Linked DNA regions of Homo sapiens: region 2 is linked to region 1. A link is a loop called in an ENCODE intact Hi-C map of the cell type or tissue named here. Cell type or tissue: heart left ventricle. All regions are shown on one strand. Links, peaks and the distances in the headings refer to the core of each region. The heading gives the core; the rest is flanking DNA. Region 1 has its middle 4.9 kb from the start of CXCL13. Region 2 has its middle 120 kb from the start of CXCL13.

Region 1 (8,968 bases), core at 2,531-6,530:
GCAAATGAATGTCTCTTTATATACAGATCCTAACGCTGATTATGCTATTGATTTTCCTACCAGTCTTTTCCATCTCTTATTTTGCTATCTGAAATATATGATTACTTATATAATCTGACCATCATGGAATTCTTAGAAGGGGGCAGTAGGAGTCCCCTGCTTTGTGTGCCTGTGTCTGCATGAAGGGAGGGAGACAACAGCCTTGAGGAAGAGAATCTCTCTGGCTGTCGTGTGCAAGTCCATGAGCTTGAGAACCATGTGGCAGGGGAGGGAGTCATTAGAACTGCATTAGAGGGTGAACCCCATATTACAGTCTGACATAAACATATGTGAAGTTAGGTTTTGATCCCACCAACTAGTCCATGGGGACAATCAGCCCACAGCTTATCCCATTTTCTAGAAGCTCTTTGATTAAAAAAAAAGTATGTAGACTGGCTAGTCTGGCCTAGAGTACCACTAAACTGCCCTGGAAGTGGACAAGGATGATGTATCAAACCAGACCCACTGATCTGCTAAGAAATCAGAGGTTTGGGCTTCCTGGCGCGATTTCCTAAACAATTTGGTTTTTGCTAATCAATTAGCATTGTGGATGTTTAGCATCCCAGGTGCCTCAGTATTCATGGGGGTAGAAGTGGAGGAGTGGTAATGCCACACAACCTTCACACAAAAGCAGTTCTCCAGTCAGCCTGAACGCAGTGACAGGGCACTCATTGATCTTGAGGCAGGTTATTCTATTGTTTGGCACTTCTAGTTGTTACGATGTTCTTCCTTATGTATATGTGAAAGCTGCTTCCCTAGCAGTTTGTTTATGCTTGTGTTGTGATAAGGGGTTGAATTTTGTCCTAATTCAACCCCTTATCACAACACAAAACAATTCTAAACAGTCTTCTATATGATGGCAATCCAAATATATGAAGGCAGGGTGTGCCAGTTGTGTCCTCTGCAAAGCAGATGCTGAGATGGACATTGGAGTAAAAGAAGGTTATTCAGAACAACTCCTGCGATAGACAGAAGGAGGAAGGAGGCTGAATTGGGCAGGGGGAGCCTCAGATTGCAATGCTGATCTGGTGAAGTCTACAACAGCTCAGTGGGGAGCTCCAGAGGAAAGACTGTTTATTAGAGGGGCCCATGGTGGGCAGAAATGTTCAGACTCTTCTACCCCAACCGTGCTCGGTCCTTAGCTGGGCCTCCTCAGAAACAACATGGTCTCTGGTTGAAAGCTGAAGCAGAGCCCGAGGAGGTTATCAGTAGAGGCTGTCAGCTAACTGCACTCCTTGCCGCTGGCCAGCAAGTTATTTCTTTAAGAGAGAGTTGAGTAGGCCACCTTTGAGTGTCACTCAGGGTTATAAACTAGAGGTTAACAGCACAAAGTCTGAGCTCAGCCTGGCAATGACTTTGGACAGGTCACTTAATTTCTCTATGCCTCATATTTACCACTTTCCACATGAGGATAATAGGAATTCCAAAGGGTTGTTTGGAGAAGAAAGCACCTGGTATATGTAGAGGGTTCGGCCAAATACTGGCATGTAGAATGTATTCAATAAATAGCCTGCCTGTCTGTCTGACTATCTAATCTGTTTGGGAAAAAACTGCTCCATTGCTTCTACATTTCTCAAAGTGAGGTGTTTAGGGATTTAACTCTTCAATCCATCCACCACCCCCATCCATCCATCTGTCCATCCATCCATAAAAGATCTTACTAACTTCCACTCCAAAACCCACTTCAAAAGTAAATACTCCTATTTCTTTGAATTGATAACAGTTTGAAACTCTCTCACCATCTTGGTTTACCTTTTTGAAACCTGTTGATCTTTTCCATTGTTCCTCATAAATTATAACTACCTTCCCTTTTGCCTCTCCATCACACTCTCTGACTCACAGCCACAGACACGCATACACTTAAATGCATACATCTGAACATTGTATTACCTCAATTATGGCTTTGCCAGTACAAGCTAGAGGAAGCCCATTACCTCCTTTGTCCTAGCACTATTCTTCTATTAATAGATTCCTAGACTGAATAACATTATTCTAGTCACTTATATTGAGTTGGTAGGCAATAACATTCCTGTTTTTGAATGGTCAATTTCTTACAGTGTCTAATTCATTTCACTCTTTTGTGATATGATCTTGAGACCCAAGTATAGAAGTTTTACATTTACCTCTAAGTACTATATATTTTCTTGTGAGAGCAAAAAAATGAGTGATACTGACAAGAACGGGAAGAGTATAGGGACAAAGTTACCTGAAAGAGAGCTCTGAATAAACCTAGGAAACTCCTAAATTGGCTGCTATTAAAAATAGGACCACCAGGTCAAGGAACTAATTGCAGAACAATTCTAAAATCTGACTTCAGTTTCTTTAATGCCCAGAGCTCTGGATTTAGCTTATTTAGACCAAAGAAGCCTTATTCATGTCTGCCCTAAGATGGGGCTGGAGGTTGGGCAGCTCTCTGATAGCCAGATGATTCTAGAAGTTTCAAGTCCAACACTACATGATATCTTATGGTAGAGGTATAAATTTCAAAAACTCTGATGACAAGAAGAAAAAATATTTAAACAAATAGATTTAAAACTCAAATGGAAACAATTTATTTTTAAAATAGATTTTATAGATACCCTTGTTTAGAAACATAAAAATACATAACTTGGTTTATATCAAACCTGATTTTTATCATCAGATACATAAAATGAGAAAATTATAGGGAAGTTTTTTTTTTGCTTCACTTTGGAATCGAATCAGATTTTCTTTCCAGACCCAAGCATAACTGGGTAATTTAGAACCTTGGTACTTAAATTGTGATCCAAGGACTGGCATCATTAACTTCACCCGAGAGCTAGTTTAAAATGTAGAATCTCAGGTCCTGCATTCAACGAGATTCTCAGGTGGTTTGAATGCATGGGCCTGGTCTAACATAAGCTGCATAGTTTGCTGTGGCATGCTATTTCTGGATAAAGATATTATGCACATTCAAATTATCTTCAGAGATATGTTTGGACAAGACATTTCCTCAGAAAATGATGCATAGATACCTTATTTTAGTAAAAGTGGACAGGACACATCCACTGTAGATGTCAGTACTCACTGACATCTAAATGCAGAGCAGTGACAAGAAGGAAACTCTCTCTCAAGATATCAAAAAGTGAAATGTCACTAAAACAGTGAGATGGCATAATTGGACAAAGTATCTGACAATCTAGGTAGTCAACAGGTATTAAACAGAGAGTTAACGGTAGAGTTTCACAGTGATTAAATAAAGTAGTTTGTAGTAAGAGATAGGACAAATGTCACTGTGATACAATTGAGAACATTTTCTTTCATGCCACTCAACTAGAAAACAGAAACTTACTGTATCCTGTTAACACATGTTTTAACCTGCTGAACATCTGACATCTGTTTGCTCCCACATAACTTTCAGCACAATAGAAAAGTATTATAACCTTGGAGGTGAGAGCTCAGGCTCTGAAATCAGACTGGCTCGGTTTGTATCCCGACTCCAACACTTATTTGCCTTGTTAACTTCCCCAGGCCACCAGTATCAGTAACATCATCTCAGGGGATTGTGTAGGTTACATAACAGTGCTTGGAAAGTGTTTTACTCAGTGTTGGGCAAATAGCAAACACTTCAATAACTGTTAGCTGTTTCTTTTTAACCTTTGTGAAAACACAAAAACGTGAAGTACATGAAAAAGTAACTTTGCTTAGTTTGCAAGTGAAGCTCCTGCTGTGAATTAAAATGTCACAGCATTTAGGTTTCCAGTAGGCACATAGGTGATACTTTGAGATTATGACTCCAGAGTTCTCTGGTTAAAGAGCTGTTCTTCTTTGACGCTGATCATCCACACTTTGTTTTTACCTACTCTCCTCACAAGTTACTTGTAGAGGTTTGTTATTTCATACAAATGTACTGAAGTTTTACACAGGGGGTGTTTTATTTTTTTTCATCATTTTCTTTTTATTTTACCATTTTTTAAACAGCTTTATTGAGGAATAATTTATATAAAAAGAACTGCACATATTCAGTGTCTGCAATTGGATGAGTTTGGACAGTGCAAATCCTGTGCATTTTGCCATCATTTTCATCTTGAGCGAGCTGCTTTCAACAGCCTATTTTTTGCCACACCATGATTTCAAGACCTATACCTGCAGAAAAGACATTTTTCAAAGGTAATTAAATTCATATTTCAAGTGTTGTTTAAACCCAACTTAAATGCAGGGAAGCCACCACAAACCTAAAACGTGTGTACCGAAAGCTATTACCTTGTAGGGTGGTGATTCCCCAAGAGACTGCTAGGTGGCAGCATTACTTACAGAAACAGTTTGCGGGAAGGAAAAGGTCTGTCCTCAGGTAAAGAAGACCCTGCCTGTGTGCTGACCAGAAGGGGTGTGTTGCATTATTTCAACATTCAAATCATTTATTTGATTTGACTTATTGCTTTAAAAATATTGTGAGGTTTGAGATTTTTTTGATTAGGCTGAAATATTCATGAAGGAGGGGAGAAAAACCCCTAAAAATCTGAAATAGTCCAACAAATTCTTGCCCAAATCCAACTCCTTATTCCTGAGGTTGCAAAATCAGATTGCATATTGGTCCTCTGGCATGAGATCACATTCGGCCTCAGCAGTGGCTGGGCTTGTACCTTCTGTGATTAGAAAGATTTCTGAGAACAGTGAGGCCACCACATACCAATGTCAAAGTGATCAAGCAATTGTGCTTTTGCTTTTAAAGCATAGTGCATGCAGTGAGCATTAGCAAAATACTCATCTTGTTTCTCCTCTACTGACGCTATAATGTAATCATATGTCATCATATATAATCATATGTCATGTAGATAATAAGTCATCATCTACTTTTCTCATTCGGCATATATTTATGTTATAACCATCAATGAAGACCTGGACATTATAAATAAAAGTCAATAGTTTCATTTTCCAGCAAGAGAACCCTTATGCAATTTTGAAAGTTTTTGGCATATCACTTTGTTCCCTTGATATCAGCTAATCTGCAAACCTCAGGTGCCCCCAAGTAATCTTCTCAGTGTCATATTGCTTTGCTCTTTTCTCTTCTTCATCTAACTAGCTATTCCGCTCCTCTCACTGTGTACTCTCTCCCTAGGGGTGTGTGTCTCTTCCCAGTCCTTCAAGTTTACATGTAAGTCCTCTCACATTGGTATCTATTCAATAGCCTAATTACTGGTCATTTCTTCATAGAGGCCTCCTAGATACTTCTCACTAATCATATTATCCCCAAACTGAACTTAGTGTCCTCAAAACCTGCTCTATCTCCAATATTCCAAGTCTTAGTAAATGGTATCATCATTCACCCAGTTGCTCAAAAATTTGCTTAAAAACCAGGGAAGTTATCTTGAACTCCTTCATCGCCTTTAATCCCCATATCTATTTGGTCTCTAAGAGCTGGCACTTGTATATCTTAAAATAGCCTGACTTTCTCCACTTTCCTCCCGTTTCACTGCTAGAAACTATTCCCAGCCACCATTGTCCAACTACTTCAATAGCTTGCTAACTGCTCTTTTCCCATCCCCAATCCCAATCCACTTTCCACACTGCAGCCAGAACCATCTTCTCAAAACACAAAGCTGTTTGTGTCTTTGCTGTGCTGCAAAGGCTTCCCACTATCCCCTGTGTGGAGAAGTCCTTAGTGGATCCTGGTGCTCTCTCCAACTTCCTCTGCTGCCTCATCCCTTTGCTGTCCACCCCAGTTCTCACAGATGGGGTTGAGGACTCTTTGCAATCACTTTGACCACCACTAGGGGCCTGAAGTTCACAGGTTGAATATCTTCTCCAAGTACTCCAATTTACGTTCCAAATGAATACAGTCGGCCTTCCTTATCCATAGGGTTTCACATCTGTGGATCCAACCAACTGTGAATCAAAAATATTTTAAAAAGGACCATGTCTGTTCTGAACATGTACAGATTTTTTTCTTGTCATTATTCCCTAAACAATATAACTATTTACATAGTGTTTACATTGTATTAGGTATTATAAGTAATCTAGAGATGATTTAAAGTATACAGGAGGATGTGCACAGGTTATATGCAAATACTACCCCATTTTATATCAGAGACTTGAGCATCTATAGATTCTGGTATACACGGGAGTCTTGCAACCAATCCTCACGGATACCAAGGAAGGTTCATTGGCAGTACCTAGATATTGTTAATGTTTTTTTTCCTCTAGCTCTACTCCTAAGACTCCATTTTTATTTACCTTCAGTAATAGTGTTGGGGCTGGCCGGGTGCGGTGGCTCATGCCTGTAATCTCTGCATTTTGGGAGGCTGAGGCAGGTGGATCACCTGAGGTCAGGAGTTCAAGACCAGCCTGGCCAATATGGTGAAACCCTGGCTCTACTAAAAATACAAAAATTAGTCGGGCATAGTGGCAGGTGCCTGTAATCCCAGTTACTATGGAGGCTAAGGCAGGAAAAATCACTTGAACTCGGGAGGCAGAGGTTGCAGGGAGCCGAGATCATGCCATTGTACTCCAGCCTGGGTGAGACTCCATCTCAAAGAAAAAAAAAAATCATTGTGTTGGGGCTAGGCCAAAAATGGGACATGAATATTTTCAAAGCTTAGAGTTGGGCGACACCTCACCTTCCTTCTGTAGAATGTGTTCACTATGGAGTCTCAATGTGTTAGTGTATAACGAAGAAAAGTTTTCCGCAATAACCTGCCACTCTACTATATTGCCTCTCCCTTTCTGGTGGTGTAGCATCTCTCATGAGGCATCTTCCAGATTCCATAACATCTTTTTGTCACTTTTTGTTATTCAAATAGTCTTATTTCTTTGTTGAATAAATTTCAATGTTTGATTCAAAGCTCTTCTCTCTTCCAGCTAACATAGATGAAAACTTTGACTATAGAGGCTTGGAGTGGGTGAGAAAAGCATAGTCTGGTTGTTCTATACTTCCCCTTCCCTCTTCCAGGCTCTGAAAGGGACGAAGGGATTGGGGATGGAATGGTTATCTTTCATGGCAAGACGACAGGCACTATCCAGCCCTGTTACTCCCCACTGCTCTCTGTTAACTCTATGGATGTGGCTGAATCTCTCTGCAGAGTCTCCCTAATACAGTGCAAACTAATATGGCAGACTCGATTCTGAACCAACGGCTTCCGCAAATCTTCAGCTGCTACCACAGGAGCATATTCCACAGCCCCTTGTTGCTGGGATCCCCTTGCTCCATGCCAGTCCTTTGGAGGCAGTATACTGTCAAGACAGGCAAGCCTGGTCATCTCCCGCAGTGTCCACATGACCCACAGAAGACTTGCTTTGCCAGACAGTAGAAAAACAGGCTGACTCAATGGTTCCCTTTTCTCAGCTTCTTGTCTTCCTGTCTCCCCTTCTCCAAGCTCCAATGACATCAAGCACTCTGCTGCTTTAGTGGCTTGCCAAAGTTCCGAAGAGAAATGAGAGGGCAGGGATTCTCTTATACACCTGGCAGTCTCCCAAAGCTCTCTCACCTCTCCTAGTCTTTTCATTTCATTGACTTAGGTGCTGGTGGTGGGCAGGTGCCTCTTGGTAGTCCCTGTGGGTGGTCAGCCTTGGTGCTGCTGGTGCTTTGGACATAGAATGTGGCCACAGAGCAGATCCTGTTGCCCACCCAAGAGCCATTTGTGCACTTCCACCATTCTAATAGACCCTATTCATTTGAATATTCAACTTCTTCCATATTCCAAGACTCTTGGTGGGGAAATCTTTATTTTCTTAAGCCAACCATGAGAATTTCACTTTTCTAAGGAATTGGGGTCTGGGAAAGAACTTTTTTACTTTAGCTCTTAAAACAGGGATAATGTAAAAGGCGGCCCCTTCCTGCCTTAGGAAATTGTCCTCAGGCTAGATTCACTCATGGCACAAAGTGGCTGCATCAATTCCAGATGTTACATCCAGGTTCAACAAAACCAACACATGGAGAAGCTCCTTGCCAAAAGAATGGAAATCTTTTTTAAAATGACATATTGCTTTAGTTTATGCAAAAAGATTAAAAAATATACTATTCAAAATGAATGCATTCCTTTTGCCCCCAGGGGAAAACCTAAGTATCAATACATTAAAAAAAATATGATTTACACAATTAGCTGGGAAGTCTACAGAGCTTCAATCTAATAATCAGTAAAATATTCCCTCTGAATCAATTAAAAATGTTTTTAAGTAATCTATCATTTTTTAAATGTTTCTCTATTTCCCCCACCTCCTCACCCTTGATAACCACTACTCTGCTTCTATATGTTTGACTGTTTTGGATTTCACATATAAGTGAGATTATGCAATATGCTTCTTTATGTGTCTGGCTTATACTACTTAGTGTAATGTCCTCCAGGTTCATTCGTGTTCTTGCAAATGGCAGCATTTTCATCTTTTTAAAGGCTGAATAATACTCCACCGCATGTATAGATCACATTTTTCTTTACCCGTTCTTCCATCAATAGACACTTAGGTCATTCCCACGTCTTGGCTATCGTGAGTAATGCTGCAATGAACGTGTGGATGCAGATATCTCTTCAGGGTATTGACTTCTTTCTTTTCTTCTTTTTCTTTTCTTTTTTTTTTTTTTTTTTGAGACAGAGTCTCACTCTTGTTGCCCAGGCTAGAGTGCAATGGCGCGGTCTCAGCTCACTGCAACCTCTGCCTCCCGGGTTCCAATGATTCTCCTGCCTCAACCTCCCCAGTAGCTGGGACTAGAGGCACCCGCCACCATACCCAGCTAATTTTTGTATTTTTAGTAGAGATGGGGTTTCACCATGTTGGCCAGGCTGGTCTCTAACTCCTGACCTCAGGTGATTCGCCCACCTCAGTCTCCCAAAGTGCTGGGATTACAGGCATGAGCCACTGTGCCCAGCCCAAGGTATTGATTTCATTTTGTTTGGGTGTATACACAGAAGAGGGATTGCTGGAGCGTATGATAGTTCTATTTTTAATTTTGGAGTAACCTCCATACTATTTTCCAAAA
Region 2 (8,968 bases), core at 2,212-6,211, 120 kb after region 1:
TCACAGTGTAACTTTCATTTCTGTAGATCACATCAAAAATGACAAGGTTGAAAGAGGAGTCAGCTTCAGCAGGACAACCCCTAGTGAGCTAGGGCAGTACAATTATAGTCCCTTTCCAAGGTGTCTTCACTGTGTGTGGTGCAGAATGGTTAACATTGAACTACTGCATGACTTGGAAGAAGCTCAATCATCTCCCAAAGCCAAACATTTATTCTTACAGAGTAGACTCTATATGCCTATTGAAAGTCAGATTCAAAAAACTACTTTAAAGTTCATATGGAACCAAAAAAGAGCCCGCATCACCAAGTCAATCCTAAGCCAAAAGAACACAGCTGGAAGCATCACGCTACCTGACTTCAAACTATACTACGAGGCTACAGTAACCAAAACAGCATGGTACTGGTACCAAAAGAGAGATATAGATCAATGGAACAGAACAGAGCCCTCAGAAATAATGCCGCATATCTACAACCATCTGATCTTTGACAAACCTGACAAAAACAAGAAATGGGGAAAGGATTCCCTATTTAATAAATGGTACTGGGAAAACTGGCTAGCCATATGTAGAAAGCTGAAACTGGATCCCTTCCTTACACCTTATACAAAAATTAATTCAAGATGGATTAAAGACTTACATGTTAGACCTAAAACCATAAAAACCCTAGAAGAAAACCTAGGCAATACCATTCAGGACATAGGCATGGGCAAGGACTTCATGTCTAAAACACCGAAAGCAATGGCAACAAAAGCCAAAATTGACAAATGGGATCTAATTAAACTAAAGAGCTTCTGCACAGCAAAAGAAACTACCATTGGAGTGAACAGGCAACCTACAAAATGGGAAAAAATTTTCGCAACCTACTCATCTGACAAAGGGCTAATATCCAGAATCTACAATGAACTCAAACAAATTTACAAGAAAAAAACAAACAACACCATCAAAAAGTGGGCAAAGGATATGAACAGACACTTCTCAAAAGAAGACATTTATGCAGCCAAAAAACACATGAAAAAATGCTCATCATCACTGGCCATCAGAGAAATGCAAATCAAAACCACAATGAGATACCATCTCACACCTGTTAGAATGGCAATCACTAAAAAGTCAGAAAACAACAGGTGCTGGAGAGGATGTGGAGAAATAGGAACACTTTTACACTGTTGGTGGGACTGTAAACTAGTTCAACCATTGTGGAAGTCAGTATGGTGATTCCTTAGGGATCTTGAACTAGAAATACCATTTGACCCGCCCGTCCCATTACTAGGTACATTCCCAAAGGATTATAAATCATGCTGCTATAAAGACACATGCACACGTATGTTTATTGTGGCACTATTCACAATAGCAAAGACATGGAACCAACCCAAATGTCCAAAAACGATAGACTGGATTAAGAAAATGTGGCACACATACACCATGAAATACTATGCAGCCATAAAAAATGATGAGTTCACATCCTCTGTAGGGACATGGATGAAACTGGAAACCATCATTCTCAGCAAACTATCACAAGGACAAAAAACCAAACACCACATGTTCTCACTCATAGGTGGGAATTGAACAATGAGAACACATGGACACAGGAAGGGGAACATCACACTCTGGGGACTGTTGTGGGGTGGGGGGAGGGGGGAGGGATAGCATTAGGAGATATACCTAATGCTAAATGAGGAGTTAATGGGTGCAGCACACCAATATGGCACATGTGTACATATGTAACAAACCTGCACATTGTGCACATGTACCCTAAAACTTAAAGTATAATAATAATAATAATAATAATAAAAGTCAGATTGCTTTAAATGTAACTTGACTTCTGCCCCCAATGGGATTAATGTGCGATATAGCTCACAGTACTATCAGTCATTATTATAACTCTGTTCTTCCCCTCCTTTTTTTTTTTTTAGATAGAGTTTTACTTTTGTTGGCCAGGCTGGAGTGCAATGGCACGATCTCGGCTCACTGCAACCTCTGCCTCCCAGATTCAAGTGACTCTCCTGCCTCAGCCTCCTGAGTAGCTGGGATTATACACACCTGCCAACATGCCCGGCTAATTTTTATATTTTTAGTAGAGATGGGGTTTCACCACATTGGCCATGCTTGTCTCAAACTCCTGACTCAGGTGATCCACCCTCCTCGGCCTCCCAAAGTGTTGGGATTACAGGAGTGAGCCACCATGCCCAACCTATTCTTCTACTTCTTAAATGAGTATTAGAGCCCACATTTTCTAGAACTGGACCAGTCACAGAACCATATGCCCACTGGTAACAACCCCAAAAGGTAGCAAAATCTCTGAATTTCTACTTAATTTTATCTTGGGACATATGACACTGCTAGGCATAGTTAGGGGCATGGAGATGATGTCATTTCTACCCTATGTGCTCCTGAGACACCTCTGAGCTGGTCTTCAGCTACAGTGGTAGCCTCCTACTTTAAGCATCTATCTGAACTTCTCCACTTGAGGATTTCCTCTGGTGCTACACATGCTTGCTTCATTTGTATACAGAGAAGATTGGAAGAGCCAGGGATTTAATGCACCCAGAGGTAACCCTCAACCAGTAATGAATGGGAATAAGTAGAGAAAGAGTCCAGCTTCCCCATCTCTTGGTAAGGCAATTCTGAGAGATATCCTCAGCAGATGCTTAGAGAGTCCCAGTGGGAATTAAACTTTAGTTGCCATCAGCAGTATCCTTCTCAACATGCACTGTATTGTCTTTCATTCCATGGTAGACAAGGAGATGCACCATACAGATCTGAGGAATGTGACCAGCTGCCCCAGCTGTCAGCTCCCTCAGGGTCTGCCTGAGTCTGACAGTTGCCTTACCTAAGGTAATGCCCTTCCTGGGCAGCCGTCATCTGGTGACAACATGAGATGAGGGTACAAAGGTGTAGTCATTTTGGTCCCATGCAGGATGGTGCTGATGGGGAATACTTGCTCCAGGGTGCACTGCCAGATTGGCCAAGGTTTTGTCAGGGCCATGTCATGGTTTGACTGCCCAATCCTCCTTCTTCCTCCTTCCTTTCACAGATGTTAATCCCTAAAAAACATCTTGCACCCTAAAGTCTGCATAGCACCTGCTTCTAGAATCAATCTATAACAACTTTCCTATCTCACTCTCCCAACTCCCTCACTTGTGCCAACTGGGACCATATATCAACCTCCTACACACAACTCCAACTTTTTGGAAGGGACTCAAACTAGAAAATGAGAAAGAGAGCAGTTCTTCTTTCACTCCTAATTTTCCCTTCCTTGTAGAGGTAGCTCCAGTAACTAAAATAGTCTTGGCTTTTCTCTCCCCACTCATTCCCTCCTCCCTGAAAGAGTAAACTGGGTATGTGTAGCCCAGCTTGTTCCTCTCTGCTTTCAGGAGAGGGGCTGCACACAGGAATCACATATTCTTCCCCATTTCTGCATGCTGTCAGTTTTCCATAGACAATGCATGAGTTAGAGAGTCCTATAGTGGTTAGTGTTACTGGACTGGCTGTCTACCTGTCTAGTGCTGTGGCTTAGTTTTGAGAAGCCCACTTGTCTGCAGATATAAGTCACATTCTCCAATGTCTGGTTTATCAGTAGGAAAGAGGCGATATTAGCCACCATCTGCTGATTTTTGTTCTGTGGCTCTATTGTTTAAGGACTCAGGCAAGAAAGAAAATGATTATTTACGAGGTTCCACCAAACCTCCTTGCTCACTTTGAAAGCAAGCTCTAGCTGTGTTGTGAGGTCACCTGGGTTGTAATCAGGCAAGGAGAATGTGGTGGTCATGGAAATGTCCCACTCAGATGTCCCATCCAGAAACCAGCTGCAGGGAGCATAGCTGACCAGCAACCTCAGTGCTGCTCCTTTGGATCTAGCATGGCATTCACTGATCAGTGGGAGCCCAGGCAATGACAGAGCACAGCAGGACTGCTAAAGCTAGACCCATCCTGCCTGCCTGATGCAGGTCTCATCCAACAGGCAGCTTTGCCTCGGGGACTCCTCATCAGCCTGGTCAGGACTTTGTCGAACTGCACTGCAATATGAGGCTCTTCATGCCCAAAACTTCTTCCTTTGCTCTGTCCTTTCACATGTGTCAGATCAGCATGATGGTTTGAAGGCTCTCCCTGCCTGCAACTGCTCCTTCCTCCTCTATATTTCAAAGGCATCTCCCCAAACCATGCAGTCTATTCCATCCTGGTGTCTGATCATTAGAGAACCTGAACCAACAGAGTAACTGCCCAAAGAGGAAGAATGGAGGAGTGTCAGGGTGTGGTTTTCTCCTGGGTGTTGGAACCCCACTTGGGATGGCTCATTTGTAAAGTGATACAGAATCCTGGCACTCATGTCTTAGTTGCAGGACTTTTCCATGTAATAATTGTACATTTTGTGAAAAAACTAAGGAGTTTTAATTAAAGACCTACATCCCTCACTTTCCAAGGACCTCCAGAGCCACTTTGATCAGGCCTTGAACAGGGCAATTACCATGTTGAGCCATTTTTATAGACCTGATTAACTAGAATCTGAACTTTCTTTTCTCCTCCACACAGAAGCCCTACAGCTTCTTTCAGCCATTTCTAACTGGAGTAGTACCAACTGCTCATGATAAACAGACCTTTTCTGAAAGCAGTGCCAAACCTTTAGCACATTATTCTTGGCTCATATAGTCCATACCCCTGTAGAAGGGAAGGAAACTTGTGTAATTGAAAGTACAAGGACCTTCAATTATACAACAGTTAGGACAGAAAGATAGGCTTGAGCTCTAGCTGTCCCATTCACAGCTAAGTGATGATCAGGAGACCACTTATTCAGAGGCTTAATTTCCTATTCTGGAAAATGAAAAGGCCTCCCAGGGCTTTTTGCAAATGGTGAAGAATACAAATGTATTTCATAAATTGTGGAGCAGAAAGGTTGTACAACAGTGATGAGTGGGACAGATCTGGTCTACAGATGTGTTGGGTTTGGCCCACAGAGAATTTCTTTTTTTAATCTGAAAATTTCAGAGACAGTGTGGCTTTCTGACTTATTTCAAAAAATCCTCATTGCAGAAATTCAATGGTGAGAAACAGCAGCTGCCCCAAGGAGTATATTTCTTCCAGTTCCCAATGGTCCCCATAACTCACAGCCTCACTCACTGAGATGTCACTTACTCACATTACTTGATGGGATCCGGTAGGTATGAGTTTGGGACCCCTGGGGTAGAAGATGATGAAAGTTTCATCACCTGTGAGGGGACAATCAGATTCTACTGGAGAAGATCCAGAGAGGACAGTCTGTCACCACTCAGGATGTGGATGTCATATTAAGGTAACACTGAAGTGGTGCCTGATGGATCCTGCCTGACCATGAGTCCTTTCATCAGTCCAAGAATATGCACGGTATAGGATTGTGATGTTGTGTTTTATAATTATATATTTTTGTTTTCATCCTTGTTCTTGGCAGAGTGCTTATGACCCTTGTAAGGAGATGTAGGCCCACCATACTTGAAAGCATTTCAATGTACAACTTCCCAGAGCTGCAAGAATGTTCCACCGTCATGCCATTGTGCTCCAGGAGTTACAAGGGTTCCTTGTAGATTCTCGATATTAGTCCTTTGTCAGACGTGTAGTTTGCAAATATTTTCTCCCATTCTTCAGGTTTCTGTTCACTCTATTATTTCTTTTGCCAGGCAGCAGCTTTTTAATTAAGTCCCATTTGTCCACTTTTGAATGGAACAATAGACATTGGATATTTGAAAGGGTGGGAAGATCAGGGGAAGGGATGAGAAACTACTTAATAAATACAATGTATACTGTGGGTGATGACTGCACTTAAAGCCCAGACTTTACCACTGCACAATATATCCAAGTAACAAAACTGCAGTTGTACTTCCTAAATCTATTTTTTAAGAAAAGAAAAAAAGAACTGGGAAATTCTTGTTTCAGGGTTCATGGAGTATAGATTTGTTAGATTTGCTAGTATTTGAAATGATTGTAGTCAGACAAAAACTACTCCCAAAGGGGAACAAGAATTATTGCTGTATCTCTTATGCCTCCCAGACCTGTGCCTTAGTTTGGATTCCCTGAGAACCCAAGGCAAGAACTCGAGTAATTTACCTGAGAGATAGAGGGAACTCTGTTAGGAGACTGGGAAAGGGAGACAGGGAAGCAAAGTAGCCAATAAAGTGCATTTTATCAAGCCAGCTACCATTGTCAGCAACTGGAGCATCATTCCAAGGACAGTCTGTGCTCTGGTGGTGATCATAGTTTACAGTTCACTAGGACCCTGTGGTACCAGTACCAAGCAAGAGTGTTTCTAGTTTGGAGACCAGGACCTCTAACCTTGCAGAGCCCAGATTTGTGGGGATGAGAAGCACAGTGTTCCCTTAGTGGGATGTTGGAGATGATGATGAGTAAAGCCACTCCTGCTTCCAATCCTTGCTTCTTGGTCCAAATGTGCTCCCTGTTGGAGTCACAGTACCATTGATAGGTCTCTCCACAGTTCATGCAGTACATTCGGGGGAAAGACACTCCACATGAGCTGCAGCTTCAGCTTCAGCTCTGCCTTCAGCAGGCCTTTCCAAAGCTCTATGGGACCAGTGCTTTTAATGGTGTGGTTTGTGATATGATCAAGGGATCCCATGGTCAGGGGTCCATGACCATGCCTCCTTCACTGTAATAAGAGGCCTTGGTCAGATGCTGTATTGTATGAATTAGGCATTTTGTAATCCCCTGAATAGTGGTGCTGAATGACGTGCTAAGGGCAAAAAAAGGCAAACCCATGACAGGAATGTCTGCTCCTATGAGAATGAGTCACTAGTCTTTCTGGAATGGAAGGGTTTTAGTTAATTTGGTTCTAAGTGGCTCAGAAAAGTAGCACAATATCAGGGACTCAGTATTGGTCTCTGTTGCTAACAGGTTGGATATCTAGAAGGAGCAGTAACTAGATTGTTCTTGGTAAGTGTGAGTCCACATTGTTGGGCCCATGCATCGCCTCCAACTCTGCCACTGTGGTCCTTCTTTTTATATGCAACACATGCCATTTCTGGGGTGGCAGATGACAAAGGTTAGCAAACAATAACTGGCAGAGACATTTGGCTCAATCTGGAGATAGGGTGAGGGATTATTACTTTATTAGAGTAACTACTCTCAGCCCTTTTGCACATTCTTTTTTCTCATTAAAGTATTAATCAATAACCTCAATTTCTCATACATTTCTACAAATGCTGTGTTCTGTTATACCCCTCCATAACTATCTGCAGGTATGCCAGATGGTTGGCTGCCATTCCAACCTTAGCTGGCATTATGATAATCATGACACTCTGGCTTCCAGTGATTGAGGGCTGCCACCCTGCCTTTTTGGCTTCAGGGACCCCACCACCACATTGTTAGCAATTCGGCAAGATCTGTAACTGCACTTACTACTATCTGTAACTGGCCTGCTGGGGGGAGTGATGGCTGAACTTCTTGATGCTGATTCCTGGCATGCCAGTGCATTCTTAATGGCCTTGGCAGATGGCTGTCTTGTGTGTTTCCCACAGAACATAATCCTATGGTGCGTCTTTAGTCATCACAAAATATATTTAATCTGGTATGCCCGAATCCTTGGGCTATTTAGTTTCTCCCCTCCTGTCATTGCAAAGGTGTTTCAGCTTGGTTCAGCATGGGCACTTGCATTTTCTAGGCTTCTAGGGGCCCTTATAATGGTAAGTTTGCCTGAAACCCTGAGGTCTTTGCCAGCATGTTAAATCCAGTATGCTAAAGGGGTACCCTCAAATCAACAAACTCTCCCTCCACTTGTCTTATGTGCTGTCTCCCCTTAATCTAGACATTCAAAATCCAAATCCATGGTTATTCTCCTGGCCTCTGCCATTTCATGCTAACCAATTCTTGCAGTTTATTTGGGAGTAAGCTGTCTTACCTGATCAGGCCCAATATGTCCATGGCTGATTATGCTATGACTTCACACCAGCTATCAGCCTGGCTATCAGTAGAACAGGTAGGGGGCTGATCATGAGGTAGAGCCCCTATTACCTTATGGAGAAGAGGCCACTGAAGGGGGGAAGCAGAAGTGTATTAGGGTCCTCCAGAGAGACAGGCCAATAGGATAAATGGGTAGATGGATAGATGGACAAATGGATAAATAGGAGATTTATTGGGAAAATAGGCTCACATGGTTATGGTGGCTGGGAAGTCCTATTCAGGCCATCTGCAAGCTGGAGATACTAGGATGCTGGTAGTGTTGCTCAGTCCCAGTGTAAAGAGCTCAGAACCAGGGAAGCTGATGGTGATGGTGTAACTTTCTTTTCTTTTTTTTTTTTTTTTTTTGAGAAGGAGTCTTGCTCTGTCACGGAGGCTGGAGTGCAGTGGCACAATCTTGGCTTACTGCAAGCTCTGCCTCCTGGGTTCACGCCATTCTCCTGCCTCAGCCTCCTGAGTAGCTGGGACTACAGGTGCCTGCCACCATGCCTGGCTAATGTTTTTGTATTTTTAGTAGAGATGGGGTTTCACCGTGCTAGCCAAGATGGTCTCGATCTCCTGACCTCATGATCTGCCCATCTCGGCCTCCCAAAGTGCTGGGATTACAGGCGTGAGCCACCGCTCCCAGCCCTGATGGTGTAACTTTCAGTCCACATCTGAATGCCTGAGAACTGGGGAACCTGGAGTCCAAAGTCTAGAGAATCTAGTGTTCTGATGTACAAGGGCAGGAGAAGAAGGGTGTTCCAACTTCAGAAAAAAGAGGGTAAATTCATCTTTCCTCTGCCTTTTTGTTCTATCCAGGCTGTTAGCTGATTGAATGGTGCCTATGCACAATGGATGAGACTGGGTCTTCCTGAGTCCACTGATTCAAATGCCAATCTCTTTCAGAGACACCCTCACAGATGTACCCAAAAATAATGCTTTACCAGCTATCTTGGTATCCTTTAATTCAGTTCACACCTAAAATTAACCATCACAAGGAATAAGAGGTGACTATTTCCTAATAGGGGAGGGAAGGATGGGCCACATCTGTAG

What was found. A loop is a pair of places that touch in the nucleus more often than their neighbours do. Peaks named below come from ENCODE experiments on the same cell type or tissue, not always from the same donor. Only the 100,000 strongest peaks of a DNase experiment are listed, where the experiment ranks them.
Region 2: a loop joins it to region 1, with 2.1 times the contacts of the local background. A loop is called at or near these places in 8 of 110 quality-filtered maps.

Annotation. Positions count from the first base shown.
Region 1 is chr4:77,596,394-77,605,361 of GRCh38, reverse strand. It overlaps a transcript of CXCL13 not described here. Among named protein-coding and RNA genes, the nearest start is that of CXCL13, 4.9 kb to the left of the region's middle. In heart left ventricle, for the core only: CTCF peaks have their summits at 4,280 and 5,756; no DNase peak of the experiment used is centred there.
Region 2 is chr4:77,479,802-77,488,769 of GRCh38, reverse strand. No RefSeq gene overlaps it. Among named protein-coding and RNA genes, the nearest start is that of CXCL13, 120 kb to the left of the region's middle. In heart left ventricle, for the core only: no CTCF peak of the experiment used is centred there; no DNase peak of the experiment used is centred there.